2 separate regions of the Mus musculus genome follow, and region 2 is linked to region 1. Evidence: chromatin loops called from intact Hi-C (ENCODE). Cell type or tissue: heart. All regions are shown on one strand. Links, peaks and the distances in the headings refer to the core of each region. The heading gives the core; the rest is flanking DNA.

Region 1 (5,387 bases), core at 303-5,302:
TGGAAGGTGAGAGACTCTCAGGACCCAAAGGGAGGGACCTTAAATGAAATGCCTGACAGTAGAGAGAGGGATCTTATACAGCCCACCTCCAGCAGGAAGACAGAGCAACAAGTGAGGAAGGGGGTTGTCATTCCATGGTCAAAACTCTGACCCATAATTGTTCCTGTCTGAAAGAACTGCAGGGATGGAAATGGAGAGGAGCCTGGGGAGAAGAAGGTCCAGGGACAGGTCTGAAGTAGGATCCAGCTCAAGAAGAGGTCCCAAGCCCTGACACTATTACTGAGGCTATGGAGTCCTCACAAAATGGGACCTATCAGGACTGCCCTTTAGAAGACCCAACAAGCAGATATTTGTAATCTGAAAGAGTCAGATGCAGATATTTGCATCCAACCAACAACAGAAACTGCTGACCCAGGTGGTTGAATTGGAGAAAGGCTGGAAGAAGCTGAGGAGGGGGACAACCCTGTAGGAAGACCAGCAGTCTCAATTAACCTGGACCTCCAAGATCTCTCAAACACTGGACCACCAACCAGGCAGCATGCACCAGCTGATATGAGGCCCCCAACACATATACAACAGAGGACTGCCAAGTCTAGGTTCAGTCAGAGAAGATATAACTAACCCTACAGAGACTGGAGGACCTAGGGAGCTTAGAAGTCTGGTTGGGGTGGGGTTGGGGATGGGACATCCTCGTGGAGACAGAGGGGTGGGGAGGAGATAAGGAATGTGGAACAGTCGGAGGGTGAATGGAGGAGGGGGGGTTAGATCTGGAGTGTAAATAAATAAATAAATGATTAAAACAAACTAAGTTGTCTTAACTTTAAAATCTGACAGACCTAGTCTCTGACATCTCATTCACATGTGTAAATTACTGATCTAATAGGGTTGTCATTTGTCTATACCGTTATGCATTCAAGATCAGGAGTGGCAGATGATGCTGGCTCAGACCCCCTCCTAGCCCCTCTTCTAAGTGCACTGAGATTCTTTCTGGGTGAGTAGCTATCTGCATGGACACGATGCTTTCTACTGTACACATTGTAGACACAGTCATGCCCTGAACATGCCCTGGTTTCTAGCAGGGCTCTTATGCTAAGCCACATAAACAATATCACGTTGACTAATTTATACACCCATATTCTCGTGTAATAATAAATGCTTCAAGAAATTAAGACTGGACCTAGAATAAATTAAATATTTTATCAATTAAAAATTCATGATAAGTGAGGTGAATAACTTTCCCTTAAACACGAAGTGGTGGGTTTAGGAAGATGGCTCAGCAGTTAAGAGAAGTTGACAAGCATCAATGGGAGGAGAGGCCCTTGGTTCTGTGAAAGCCCGATGCCCTAGTGCAAGGAAATGCAAAGGTGGGGAGCCAGAAGTGGGTGGGTGGGTGGGGGCACACCCTCATAAAAGCAGGAGGAAGGGGGATGGGATAAGGGGTTTCTGGGGGGATTGGGAAAGGGGATAACATTTGAAATGTAGATAGATAAAATATTCAATAATAAGAAAAAAGAAATTGTTGATCTTGCAGAAGATGTGAGTTTGATTCCCAGCTCTCACATAGTGGCTCACAACCTCTCCTAAGTCCAGTTGCAGAGAATGAGACACCTCTTCTGAGCTCTGTGGGTACCAAGCATCCATGTGCATACATACACTTATGCAAAATACTTATACACATAAATAAATAGATTATAGATAGGTGATAGATAGATAGACAAATAGTTGATAGATGATAACTGAAAATTTTTTAATCAAATGGTTACCAAAAACCACTGGTGTTTTATCTGAAATGTATCAGAGATGCTATAATCACTGCATAATTTTTCTTGATATTTCAGTTGTTGGTCTTCTCACTCTTCCATATTTCTTTTATTTTAAACAAAACTAATTAGCATACATGCAGTGATAGAAAAAATGAAGCTGAGATAATGCTCTTAGCATGAAGCAAAAGTCAGAGGCTCGGGCGAATCTACAAAAATCAGTATTATTTGGTTACCAAGTTTTAAGAATGTAACGAAAGCCAATTTATAAAGTTTACTTTAGATTGAATCTAAGAAATGGGAACTGGTCCAAGAACTTCAGATACAAAACTGAAAAGCATCACTGTCTGTCATACCTACTCCCTTCAGTATCAGGAAGGCAAGTGCCTTCCTCTCCAGGTGCCCATCTCAAGTTCAAGCTATCATTCTCAGCTCTAGGGAAGGGACCGGCAGCCCACTGCTGTCATTACTCCTGTCGGCCACATGGTGTCACTGTCGAAAGCCTGTTTATTTTTCTAAAAATGCTTCCTTCACAGAGAGTCACTATAGGGACCCTTACTGGGAAACAGAGCTCCCTTCTATAGTCAAGGCTCTTAATGATATTGTTTTGAACCCCCATTTCTGGAGAGACTGCCATGCTAGAACGGCCAAGAATAGTCTAGAGGCAGAGAGGAAACTGGAAAGGGGTGGGGTGGGGGGTGTGGATAATGCAGGCCCCTAGGTATTAACTATGGTGTTTGCTTTCTACCACGGAACACATATACCTCTTCGATAGGGACCAGTGAATTTAAATGATAGTGGTTACAGAATGCTCTGCTCTCTTCTATATTTTTCATGTTTCTCCATCATATATGGGGTTCTCATGAAGGCTACTTATGACATCCTTGTATTGCTTTGCCTCAATATCCTTTTCCCTTTTAATTTTATTTGGGGCTTATACTCTAGCATTCCATTAGATCCTAGGTACGTGCAAATCATAATGGCCTCTCCTTTTACCCATTAAAATGTGCTTACGCTCATGCCAGAACACTCAAAATACACTAACCCCAGGGCCATGGTGAGTTAGTCTTGTAATCTTAGCCCATTTATACAACGTAACAAAATACTACCCACTGTGTAATTTATAAATGACAATAATTTTTTCTCTGTTCTAGAGCCTGGGAAATCCAGGACTAAGGCACTGTCCTTTAGTGTCTCAGGAGGGACAGACTCATGAAGAGACATAGATGCTGCCTTCTAGCTGGGCCTGGGCCTGGAGGGTGGTCAGTGTGCAGGGCAGGACCTGGCACAGACTCAGAAATTCTGGACCTGGACATGGAGGGCTGATGGGGAAGGAAACAGAGAGGGCAAAAAGAAAGCATGTAGGTGGGGTTCTTGGCTGGACTTCAGTCAAGAGAACATGAGGATACAGAGCCCAGTGAGGTCTGGACAGTACAGTGTGAGGTTCCTGGCTCAGACAGGCTTTCTAATCAGGTATACACTCCCCATCTCCCCCACCCTGTTGTCATGTAAACATGCACACACATACATGGGTTTCAAAATCAGCCAGAAGCACCTCTCAGCTTCTTAACACAGCACTGTCTGCTTTTGACCAGATTCTCACATACATTATCTCAGGCAGACATTACCATTCCCATGGACAAACAAGGAAAGAGAAGCTGAGTGACACAAGGGACTTGCTTAAGGTAACAAAACTAGACAGGAACAACGGCTGAGTCCCATGTGCATCACCTCCTCATTTCTTGTCCCATTCCTTGCTCCCTTTCTAAAGATCAGCAGCATGGCTGGGCCTGAACCTGGGCCTTATTGGAGAGTCATAGCAAAGCCATTTTTTAAAAAGCAGCCAACTCCTCCAAGTTCTCAGAGGCCCTGAAATGTGAAGTGTATAGTTGACACGATGTGTTCATCTTGGGAACACTACAGCTTGTGTAAGCACTAGCTCATTAGTCCTCATAAGACCAGACATTCCCAAACAAATGAGTTAATGTTTGAAAGTTCTTGAGATCTGAAGACTGTAAGCATAACATGAATGAACTCACGGCAGCACCAGAAGCCTCTACAGCTGTCCTGAAGTAGATGGCTTGAAGGGCTGTCCTATAAAAATGTCAAGTCATGATGGTGGTGGCAGAAATGAGGTGTGCTGGGGGGTCGGAGTCAGATCTAACAAGACTGACTGATTAGGACAGAATGATACCAAAGTAGACTCAGTGGTGACTCTGGTCTATTACCAGTGCCTGACAAACAAGATGACTAGAAAAGGGTGCTAAAATTGTGTCCAGGCACATTGGAAGCGACTACTGGGAAAGACTCACGGCATTTGCCACGTGTGCAAGACTGAAGAACTTGACCTGCATGTTTCAAGAATTCATCCTTTCTGGTGGCTATTATTCTGTCTAATAGAATCATCCAAGGAGCTTTTCAATCTCTTGACTGGATGAGGCATGCCGAAGCCACTGGATCACAGCTGAAAAGAGCTGGTCACTGATATAGCTATCTCTTTTGAAGCTATGCCAGTGACTGGCAAATACAGAAGTGGATGCTCACAGTCATCTATTGGATGGAACACAGGGCCCCTAAAGAAGGAGCTAGAGAAAATACCCAAGGAGCTAAAGGGGTCGGCAACCCTATGAGGGATCAACAATATGAACTAACAGTACCCCCCAGAACTGTGTCTCTAGTTGCATATGTAGCAGAGGATGGCCTAGTCAGCCATCAATGGGAGGAGAGGCCCTTGGTCTTGCGAAGATCATATGCTCCAGTACAGGGGAATGCCAGTGCCAGGAAATGGGAGTGGGTGGGTTGGGGAGCAGGGCAGGGGGAGGGTATAGGGGACTTTCAGGATAGCATTTGAAGTGTAAATGAAAAAAAATCTAATAAAAAAATGAAATAAAAAAAAAAGAAAAAGAAAAGAGCTGGTCAGATCAACCCAAATACCTTTTAAAATGCTTGGTGTTTTTGATTGATAACTGTGACCTGCCATCCATTGCAAGTTAGTTGGTGATGTCATCTGAGTCCAAGAATCACGGTTTGTAAGGGTGACACTGTACAGAAGTAGAGAATAATTCTCAGCCTTGGCAATTGCTTGGATAGAGTAGAAACTTGTTCTTTCTTTTCCTTTTTTTTTTCCTTTTTCTTTTTCTTTTTTTTTTTTTCCTTTTTTGTGTTGTTGTTGTTGTTGTTGTTTTTCGAGACAGGATTTCTCTTTGTAGCCCTGGCTGTCCTGGAACTCACTTTGTAGACGAGGCTGGCCTCGAAATTCCAGCACTTGAGAGACAGAGGCAGGCAGATTTCTGAGTTCGAGGCCAGCCTGATCTACAAAGTGAGTTCCAGGACAGCCAGGGCTACACAGAGAAACCCTGTCTTGAAAAAAAAAAAATGTTGAAACTTGTTTTTTCAACTGCTTCAAGTTCAGAGCAAAACTGAGCAGCTCAGTCTGCATGTACCTCCTGTCTCTGTGCACACAACTGCTTCTACCCACAGGTTGCCCCTGTTAACCACTGGAAATGCTTCTACCCACATGTTGCCCCCTGTTGACCACTGGAAATACTGAGATGAGGAAGTTAAATGATACATTCCTGAGTAACCAATAGGTCTAATAAGAAAGCAAGATGGAAAGCTTGAGACAAA
Region 2 (5,387 bases), core at 212-5,211, 67 kb after region 1:
ACAATTGCTATAGCTATGTGAAATATCATTTATGTCCATTTGTACGCATGGTCATTATGAGACCCATTATGAGATCTTGCCATTTAGTTGTAGGTCCTTTTTATTTCTAATGTTGTATATTCTGTTCAAAAAATTCAATGAGTCAAACGTATCACCTTAAAACACCCTCCTAGGAACTGCAACCCTATAGGTGGAACAACATTATGAACTAACCAGTACCCCGGAGCTCTTGTCTCTAGCTGCATATGTATCAAAAGATGGCCTAGTCGGCCATCACTGCAAAGAGAGGCCCATTGGACTTGCAAACTTTATATGCCCCAGTACAGGGGAACCCCAGGGCCAAAAAGGGGGAGTGGGTGGGTAGGGGATTGGGGGGGTGGGTATGGGGGACTTTTGGGATAGCATTGAAAATGTAAACGAGGAAAATACCTAATAAAAAAATAAATTAAAAAAAAGGCACAGATGGCATTTAAAGCTCAGAACAATTCGTTTGGATCCATTATTTGTTTTGCGATTAATGTGCCTTCCCTAGGTTAACTGAAAAAAAGTAATGGCAAGTAAATATTTTTCTGCATTTTTGTCATGTATAGTTGATTAGGTTAGCATGTTTCATACATACTTATCAGGAAATATGGCTACATTCATTTATAGACTCATTCATGTAGGCTTATATGTTTATATATTTTTACACCCATGTATAGCCTTCATTTTAAAATTGCAGGATTTTTGTAGTTCTAATAAATAATAATAATAATTTAAAAAAAACACCCTCCTAGGCAATACATCTTATGCTAAGTATCCACCTTCTCTTTCAGCCCAAAGCCGCTAAGACTCTACAATGATAGCTTTCAACTCTTAACCCCTAGTGAAAATTCTTCCAACAACTTCCTTGGCTCTAGCTTTTCTTCATATTGACAGAATTTTCCATTTCAGAAGTAAATATTAGCCTATTCAAAGCATACTCTGGTCGTATCTATTTTTTAAATTACATAGGTTCTCACAAACAAATTTGGTACTGTCTGGTGGTACTATTCTTTATTTTTATAATTTTATTTATTTATTGAAAGTTTTATATGTGTTTGCTGTATTGATATCATTTCTACCTCCCCCTCTCCCTTACCAACTCCTTCCATGCTCCTAATGCTCTCTCAAATTTATGTTGTCTTCTTCCATTTATATTCAATGCTTGAATACAACCTAGTAAGAATTTTTAAAGTGGTATGTTTAATTTATTTAATGCTTGAATGGAATATATAAGGAAGCACACACTGCTGAGAACATTTGGTTTTGTATATATATATATATATTATATATATATATATATTTGAAACTGTATAGCCTATCAGAGTGTTTGGCCCTGGAGAAAGTTCATTCTTTCTTTCTCAAGAATTGCTTGTAGCTTTGCATCTAGGAGTGGGAGCCTTGTTATGTTTTCCCCATTCATCTTGGAATGTCAACTACTATTCTCATTGTGCAGGTCTTATTTAGGCAACATTTTGGGGAGCCATTATCTCACACCAGATACCTTGGTCCTTTGTCTCTTAAAAGGTTTCTTCCTCCTCTCCTATGGTGTTCCCTAACTGTTAGGGACAGAGGTTGTGTTGTAGATGTGTCAGTTGGGATGGTGTCTTAGTTAGGGTTTTACTGCTGTGAACAGACACCATGACCAAGGCAGGTCTTATAAAAAATCAACATTTAATTGGGGCTGGCATACAGGTTCAGATGTTCAGCCCATTATCATCAAAGTGGGAGTATCCAGGCAGGCATGACACAGGCAGAGCTGAGCGCTCTACGTCTTCATCCAAAGGCTACTAGTGGAAGACTGACTTTTAGGCAACTAGGATGAGGGTCTTAAGCCCACACCCACAGTGACACACCTACACCAACCAAGTCACACCTATTCCAATAAGGCCACACCTCCAAATGGTGCCACTCCCTGGTCCAAGAATATACAAACTATCACAGCTGGGCATCCCATGGTCAGTTGTTTTCTACATTTTGATCAGCTATGGAATTCTGTAATAATTCTCCAGCTGGTACAAAGAGAAATTTATTTGATGAGGAGTGAGAACTACATTTACCTGTAGGTATAAAGATGCATATTTAGAATACAGTTACAAATTTTCACTGACTTGGGAAAGTAACAGAAGTAGAGCATCCTCTAAGGTCTATAACCTCATCAGCCAAGGGGAAGTTGGCTAGTTTTACAGTCTGAGACATTAATTTCTCCTATTAAATGGGCCTTAATTTTAACTAGGCTGTTGGTCACCCCAATACATAAGTGCCACTATTGTACTCTTGGGATATCTTGCCATGAACACTTTTGGGCACTGGAGAGAATCATGTTAGAGTCACAAGTTCAGCACTTGTGGATACTCCTTTTGGAGGTATCATACTGTTTCTTTAAAAAAAAAATGACCATGATAATGATGACCTCCCTCTGTGGTCTGAAATATAAAATTATGATAATGTCACAAACATTCAAGCTACAAAGCAAATTTATAATCGTTAGCAGCTTTATAACAAGTGTAGGCTCTACTTCCATACAGTTTAGCACCTGGAAAATGGTTTGATATTTTGTTAGAAGCAGACTCAAGTTTTTTGTATGGTATGAAACTGTAGGGTCTTGTAAGAACACACATGAACAGATCATTTAAAATTGAAATGTAGTGTTATTTTTATAGTAGACTCAGGGAACATTTTGAGTTCTCAAATGAAATCAATCTCCAGCTTGTTTTTATGTGACAATGTGGGTTTTGTTTTATTTTGGATCTTGAACAGGATGTGGAAAATAGGGACAAATGCCAAGACTGAGAGACTCTATGCCCTAGGGACCTTTGCTTTGGTGGCCAGGAAGTTCAGGGCTGTCTGTAAATTCATAAGTCTAGGATTGAGAGAGAGAGAGAGAGCAGAATAAAGGCTTTAGCTATATCTGAGAAACTGAACAAGGAGTTAGCATTTGTGTGCATGTGTGTATGCATGTGTGTATGCATGTGTGTATGGATGTGTGTATACATGTGTGTATGCATGTGTTGCAAGAGTACACACAAGTATATGCTTGTAAAGGTCGGAGAACAATGCTATATTAAAAATATTTATACACAGTTATATGCTCACTACCCTTGCACTACCACTACTTTCATGAATACACACACACACACACACAATCTCCTATCAGCATTGGACATCAGACTGGCTGGTGCCAGCTAGCCTCCCCACCCTTCCTTACGCTCCCCCTCAGTTATCATGTGGCCTGAGACTTATTGTCTGCCTTTTAATTGTTAGCTTCACTCATTTCCACTATATTAACTCAGCAGAACTAATCTTGAGGAATTGTTTTTTTCGCTTGTAACACAAGATTGCAATTCTAATCTCAAGGTGTTTCCAGCCCAGAATAACACATTGAATTGTAGCTGGAAAGAAATAGGTGTCCAGTGTAAGAGCCAAAAGAGGGCAGTGGCAGTAAAGAGGGGAAATTAAACCTGAGCTGGGTCTAAGAGCAGAGTCAAGGGAGGTTGCATAGAGGCCAGAGAAAGCCAGGACATTTCACATGAAAACAGTTGTCATTTACAGACCTGATGCAGAATGTCTTCATGGTGAAATCTGATCCTTGGTTGATCGCTGCATGCAGATATATCCTTCCTCCTCTACTCCAAAGCCTCTCCTTTTAGAAATCACTACCGGAATCATGTCATGTTCTCAGTGTGCTTTTAATAATTATTCATTTTTTCAGGAATTAAAAAAGGACATCATTCCTGTGACTGTTTATTTCAGCCTGCGTTACATAGTAAGACTGTCTCAAGTCCTTAAAAGAAATTTTTGGTAAGGTTTGTTCCCAGAGCATATTTTCTATGAATATCTCTTTAGAGCATATTTCAAAGGTTTTTTTTTTTTCTTTTATCATGTGCTCATGGATAACGCGGTTCATTTCCTTTTCTTTCCTTTGTTTTTTTCTTCCTTGGTTTTTTTTTCTTTTTATTTTTTTTACACTCCATATTTTATCCCCCACCCCCATCCACCCTCTGACTGCTCCACATCCCACACCTCCTGCCTACTTCGCTGTCTCCACGTGGATGCCCCCTCCCCACCTGACCTCTAAATTCCCTGGGGCCTCCAGTCTCTTCAGGGTTAGGTGCATCATCTCTGAATGAACACAGACCTGGAAAATCCTCTACTGTATGTGTATTGGGGGCCTCATATCAGCTGGTGTGTGCTGTCTGTTTGGTGGTCCAGTGTTTGGGAGAGCTCAGGGATCCAGATTAATTGAGGCTGCTGGTCCTCCTACAGGATCACCCTTCTCCTCAGCTTCTTTCAGCCTTCTCTTATTCAGCAACAGGGGTCAACTGCTTTTGTCCATTGGTTGGGTGTAAATATATGCATTTGACTTTTTCAGCTGCTTGTTGGGTCTTTTGAAGGACAGTCATGATAGGTCCCTTTTGTAAGTTTTCCATAGCCTCAGTAATAGTGTCATGCCTTGGGACCTCCCTTTGAGCTAGATCCCACTTTAGTAACACCCACGATAGCTAAGTGATAGTTATATGTCTTTGCATGGCAGTATGTTTAAATGTGTAACATAAGATAACACATATTATAATTTCAAAAGAACAATAATAATGTGCAAATATAGTTATCAAATAATACTTAAAGCCTCAAATTAAGTAATGTGAATTAATTATCAGGCTAAATAGTAAGATCTAGTTGTAAACTATAATGAGCATGAAGGATATTTTCAAGGTTCAAAACACTTCTCATTTAATAGGAAAGTATCTTGAATTTTTCTTGCTGAAAGACTCATTTACAACATGAAAATGATACAGGGAGATCTAAATTCATAATTAAGGAAAACGTTAGAGCAGTAGTTCTCAACCTTCCTAGTTCTATGATCCTTTAATACAATTATTCATGTTGCCATAACCCCAACCGTAAAATTACTTTTGTTGCTACTTCATGACTCTAATTTTGCTATTGTTATGAATCATAATGAAAATATCTGTGTTTTCTGGTGATCTTGGGCAACTTCTAGGAAAAGGTCATTCAACATTCAGAAGGGTCATGACCCTCTGAATGAGGGAGGGAGAGGGACCTGGGAGGGAGAGAGGAAGGGGAGAGAAAAGAGGGCAGGATCAGTTGTGGGAGGAGACGGGGGGGAGGAGTAAAGAGGGTCAGGAAATTAAATGGAGGTGTGTAGCGGCCAGGGAATGGGGAACTGGGGGTAGCCACTAGAAAGTTCCAGATGCCAGGGACCCAAGAGGTTCCCAGGACCCAACAGGAATGACATTAACCAAAATACCCAACAAAGGGCAGAAAGAACCTGTAGAGACCACATCCAGTGGATAGGCACCATCCTTGGTTGAGGAATGAGGCCACCCACCCATCTCAAAAATATT

The links. Hi-C counts contacts between places; a loop is a spot of excess contacts. Peaks named below come from ENCODE experiments on the same cell type or tissue, not always from the same donor. Only the 100,000 strongest peaks of a DNase experiment are listed, where the experiment ranks them.
Region 2: a loop joins it to region 1, with 2.3 times the contacts of the local background. A loop is called at or near these places in 3 of 42 quality-filtered maps.

Annotation. Positions count from the first base shown.
Region 1 is chr3:57,265,503-57,270,889 of GRCm38, forward strand. No RefSeq gene overlaps it. Among named protein-coding and RNA genes, the nearest start is that of Tm4sf1, 34 kb to the right of the region's middle. In heart, for the core only: a CTCF peak has its summit at 2,231 (motif pointing right); no DNase peak of the experiment used is centred there.
Region 2 is chr3:57,332,418-57,337,804 of GRCm38, forward strand. It overlaps a transcript of Tm4sf1 not described here. Among named protein-coding and RNA genes, the nearest start is that of Gm51274, 18 kb to the left of the region's middle. In heart, for the core only: no CTCF peak of the experiment used is centred there; a DNase peak (open chromatin) is centred at 2,814.